Linked DNA regions of Homo sapiens: region 1 is linked to region 2. Evidence: read pairs that join two places in POLR2A ChIA-PET (ENCODE). Cell type or tissue: GM12878. All regions are shown on one strand.

Region 1 (2,500 bases), 380 kb after region 2:
GGAGGCCTCGCAGGACTGTTCGCAAGGGAGATATGAACTCAGATGCCACACTCCACCTGCCCTGCCCAGGACACGAAACCCAGTACACAGAATTCCCTACAAGCTGTATCCCACTCGGGAGAGTTCCCCGGGAGGGCTAGACAGGAGGGCAGTGCTAACTGAGTGTGGGACACAGCCAGTGCCACCTGGGAGCCATGGCTGGGAGTCTCTCTCCAAGCCCTCCCCCACAATCCCTTCAGTCACCCCCCACCCACCCTTGCCAGCTCAGACACTCAGGCACACTCCCTCCGGTCACATCCCCCTTGAGGCCAGAGATAAGAATAAGCAACATGTCTCTTCCCACATCCCTTCCCTGCCCGCCCTCTGATTCTACCATCCAAAGCAGCTGCAGAGCCTGGAACACCCCAGGCCCCAGTCAGAGGAGGGAGCATGGGGAGATGGGAGCTTCCTGGGGGGGCCGTGGCTATGGGCTGTGCCCTCCCCTCCCACAGGGCTGAGGCTGGTGATTAGTTGGGTTAATTATATCCGAGCCATTTCCGATTGGCACAAGCCCACCCACCCACAGAGCCTGCCCAGAAGGCAGGCAGGCCGGGCCCAGGTCAGGATGCTGGGGCACCAGCTCCTCTAGGTGGATTCCTGACCCCTGTGCTGATGGCCAAACGGAGGCTGATTGTCCTCCCTGCTCCAGGACGGCCTCCTCTTCACTCACCAACTTTCTTACCCATCCCTCTGTTTTCTTTGTACCAACACAAGTCCCTCTCACTCCCCTCTCCTCCCCCCAGGTTTGGAATGAAATCATGGGGCCCTGAGTTCCGCAGTAGGCCCTGACATAAACACTTTGATTGGGGCTAATTATAAGGGCCAGGCTGAGAGGCTGGAGCCTTCGGAAAGCTTTGGCTTTCAAATAAAGGGCCCACGGCTCAGTCCCTAGCCCAGGCGGCTCTCTTCCAGGCTTCCTTATGAATGAGGGGTTCCAGAAAGAGGCAGTCCTCTAGAAACCCCGTGGTCTGTGGGCTCGCTCCATGTCCCACGCCTCATCTTGTCCCTTCTCGGTTGCTTTTGCCTTGGCCCTTCCAGGCCTCAGATCCCAGGGCCTTGCCGGATGGCTTGGCAGAGCCACCAGTCGGCCGTGGAAGACAAGGCAGCAGGGGAGGAGCTCTCAGGCTGGGAGGCAGGGGCAGCGGCAGGGGCAGGGTCAGGGGAGGCGCAGGGGAAGCCAGCTGTGACAGCCCAAGCCCTAATTAGTCGGCTTCAAAGCCGGCCGGAGAGAGAGCCCGCCTGCTTGTGTGCCCTGCTCACTCAGGCGAGTAAGACATTTCTGTCCCAATCAGAGGAGAGAGAGAAAGAAAAACACGGCCCACCGCCACCCCGAAGAGCCTTTAGACACTGGGCTGGTACCCCGAGTCAGGGAGAAAAACTGAGAACCCAGGAAATCATTCTCTTCTGTTGAAACTGATACGTAAGTGCTAGGAAGGGAAGTGTGTGGTGCCTTTAAATGATACAGAAAGGGGTAACGGAAGTGCTGGGTACAGGAGGGCGTAGTCCTTGGCTAGGGCTCCACCCCCACGGACCTAGGTGAGGACAGGCATTTTTGTTTTCCTGCCCAAATGTTGCGTTTCCCAAGTCCACCCTGTCCTGCCACGCCCCCATCCTGTGCCTATAAAAACCCGAGATCTACCCCCCCCAAGGAAAGCCAAGCCAAGCCGCTGGATGTTGAGGAGGAGCACGTCAGCGGAGGCACACACATTGGCTAGGCGTTGAGAGGAACGCACTGATAGGCACCGGCATGCTGGCAGGCCACTGATCAGGCAGAGCAACACAGAGTTTGGCTGAGGCAGTCAGAGGAGAGCGCGGGCCACCGAGCGGCCTGATTCCTAGGCGACAACCATTTACCTTCTGGCTGTCCCATATTCTGAGAGCGACTTCCACTCAATAAAACCTTGCACTCATACTCCAAGCCCACATGTGATCCGATTCTGGTACACCAAGGGAAGAACCCCGGGATACAGAAAGCCCTCTGTTCTCGGTCTCTGCGCCAAGGAAGAAGTCTAATTGAGCTGGTAAGACAAGCCACTTATCGACAGCAAAGCTGAAAGAGCACCCTGTAACACGCGCCCACTGGGGCGCCAGGAGCTGTAAGCATTCACTCTTAGACACTGCGGTAGGGCCGGAGCCCCACAGCCTGCCTGTCTGTATGTCTCCCCTAGAAGTTTGAGCAGCGGGGCACTGAAGAAGCGAGCCACACCCCTATCGTATGCCCTGCAAGGGGGACAAGGGAACTCTTCCCATTTCACTAGCACTTTGGGAGGCCATGACAGGAGGATCACTTGAGGTTAGGAGTTAGAGGCCAGCCTGGGCAACATGGTGAAACCCCATCGCTACAAAAAATACAGAAAAAATTAGCCGGCCATGGCACACGTCTGTAGTCTCAGCTACTCAGGAGGCTGAGGTGGGAGAACACCTGAGCTCAGGAAGTCCAGGCTGCAGTGAGCAGTGGTCA
Region 2 (2,500 bases):
CTGTATGTTTCTATGTGGCTGTCACCATGAGGAACACATCACTATGAATTTTTGCCTGCGAAAATGCAGCACTGGGCCGGGACTTCTGGATATATGATATCATTTTATCCTCTTAACAACATTGTGAGGTGAGTATCATTATCTCTATTTTACAGATGCCTTTAACCTCAGAGATCAGGCTATTCAGCCAACTCCTACTACTAATAAATCACAAAGCTGGCACTTTGGGAGGCCAAGGTGGGATGATTGCTTGAGGCCAGGAATTCAAAACCAGCCTAGGCAACATAATGAGACCTCATCTATACAAAACAAAATGAAAAAACAAATCACAAAGCTGGTATTCCAAACACCTTGGCCTCAAAGGCCCAGGGTCATGTGATGCCATTAAGTTGATCCAATAGCTTCCTCATAATTATTAAGGTCTGCCTAGTGGTCCATTCTATTGATGGAGGGTAATTTACTGTAATTTACTAACTGCTGTCCTATTTCTGAGTATTTGGGCTCTTTCTAGCTTTCTGCTCACATAGATAGTCCTCTAAATTATCTTCAGGCCCAGAGCTTTTTGAGTCTGTTGAATTACTTCCTTATCAGGGTGGGGTTCCTTTGTGTTCACACACAAATGTTGACCTCATTACAGTAGTTCATTCTCGTTGACATGGTTTTCACAAAAGAGTTGAATGGACAAGCAGGAGTTAAAACCCAGAGACTGGCCAGGTGCGGTGCCTCACGCCTGTAATCCCAGCACCGTGGGAGGCCCAGGCGGATGGATCACGTGAGGTCAGGAGTTCCGGACCAGCCTGGCCAACATGGTGAAACCCCGTCTCTAATAAAAGTACAAAAATTAACCACGGTGGTGGCTTGAGCCTGTAATCCCAGCTACTCGGGAGGCTGAGGCAGGAGAATCTCTTGAACCCAGGAGGTGGAGGTTGCAGTGAGCTGAGATCGTGCCGCTGCACTCCAGCCTGGGCCACAAGAGTGAAACACCGTCTCAAAAAAAAAAAAAAAAAAAAGAAAACTCCCCAAAAAACCCAGAGACTGTGTGTGTGTGTGTGTGTGTGTGTGTGTGTGTGTGTCTGTGTGTCTGTGTGTTGGGGGATGGGGGATCATGTGAGGTACAGGAAGTTGGGGTAGTGTGAGGCCTCCGGCCAGGCAGGAAGTCAGTCTGGGGGGATTCCTGTGTCCCCCACATTTCCCTAATGCCTTCCTGGCCCAAGCTGTTTGGGGTCTGAGGTGCAACAAGGGGAATTAGGCAGGCTGTGGTCCAGCCACTCTCTCTTTGCCCTGATACCCCGCCCCTACCCCAGGCCCCCTCTACTCCCTCAAGAAGGCCTCCGAATCTTCTCTAAGGGTGGGAGGAGTGGGATGGATGAGCAGAAACCTGAAGTCTGCACACCCTCGCTCTGCTCCCTGGCTCTCTGTTCTTAAGGCCCAGCTTCCCGTGCTGGACATCACCTGGGGATCTGGTTAAAATGCAGATTCTTATTTCTCAACTCTGGGGCAGGGCCTGAGCTCCTAGATTACTGGCAAGCTCCCTAGAAATGGCACTGCTGCTGGTCCCAGAGCCCCACTGTGTAGCAATGCCCTAGGGATTCTGGCCAGGGTCCCAGCCTCCCCTGCTGCCCAAGCTCCAGGTAGTGTTTCAGAATTGCAATTAAAAACATGGAGAGGGGCTTAACCCTTGGCAGGGGCAGGAAGTGGTCCCCCAAATTGAGGCAGCATTTATTCCCCTAAGTCCAGATATGATGAGCTGGAAAAGGATGGAAAGGATCCTTTTCCAGGCGATGGAAAGGATCTACCAGGAAGAATTAGCCCAGTAGAAAACGGAGACCCAGAGAGGGGACTGGCTTTTCCCAGGTTGCACAGCCAGCCTGTGGAAGAGGCCTGGGGATGCCGGTGGCCTGAGCTCTCTTCAGGCTTGTCTCATAGCCTGACTTCTGGGTACATGGACGTGGGGAATGGAGGGTCTGGCAAGCCCTGGGGACAGGGCCAGGGCTGTGGGGATCTGCAGCTGCTGTGTGTGGGAGGTGGACGCTGGGACGGCTCTCCCCTGGCAGAGTTAGCTCTCTGACCCTTTGGCAGCTGCCCTGGCTAGCCTGGGAGGGGTCAGCTGGGGATAGGCAGTAAATATAGATCTAGGGCAGGAAGCCAGGCGGCCCAGCCCTGCACTGACCTCTCGTTGGAAGTCTAGGGAGGGCAGATGTCCAGTCCTGGAACCCTCCTCTCCCGGGGTGGGGGACACCTAGCCCAGCAACACCCTAGAATTGCTGGAAGTGGTTGGGGGTAGGGGACAGAGCCTCCAAAGGGGACCAGGATGAGGGTAAGCAGAAAGCTGGCCAGGAGACGCTGTGCCTGTGTGGCCATGTGCCCTCTCTGGGCCTCTGTTTTCTTCTCTGGTCATCTCTGTCAAAGGTGCTGTCCAGCTTCCCGGTAAGGGGTCCACTGATCTAAAGGGAATTGGGGGCTCACAAGTATAAGGAGCAGGGGGCAAGGTCCCCTTACA

What was found. ChIA-PET counts read pairs that join two places held together with the same protein. Peaks named below come from ENCODE experiments on the same cell type or tissue, not always from the same donor. Only the 100,000 strongest peaks of a DNase experiment are listed, where the experiment ranks them.
Region 1: POLR2A ChIA-PET joins it to region 2 with 5 read pairs; 1 of 35 experiments calls an interaction of 5 or more read pairs at or near these places.

The regions. Positions count from the first base shown.
Region 1 is chr17:44,627,363-44,629,862 of GRCh38, forward strand. No RefSeq gene overlaps it. Among named protein-coding and RNA genes, the nearest start is that of LINC01180, 22 kb to the right of the region's middle. RefSeq lists a silencer at 1,103-1,222 and an enhancer at 1,333-1,492. In GM12878, no CTCF peak of the experiment used is centred here; a DNase peak (open chromatin) is centred at 1,259; H3K4me3 peaks cover 730 bases; H3K27ac peaks cover 662 bases.
Region 2 is chr17:44,245,628-44,248,127 of GRCh38, forward strand. No RefSeq gene overlaps it. Among named protein-coding and RNA genes, the nearest start is that of SLC4A1, 21 kb to the right of the region's middle. In GM12878, no CTCF peak of the experiment used is centred here; a DNase peak (open chromatin) is centred at 1,154; H3K27ac peaks cover 1,670 bases.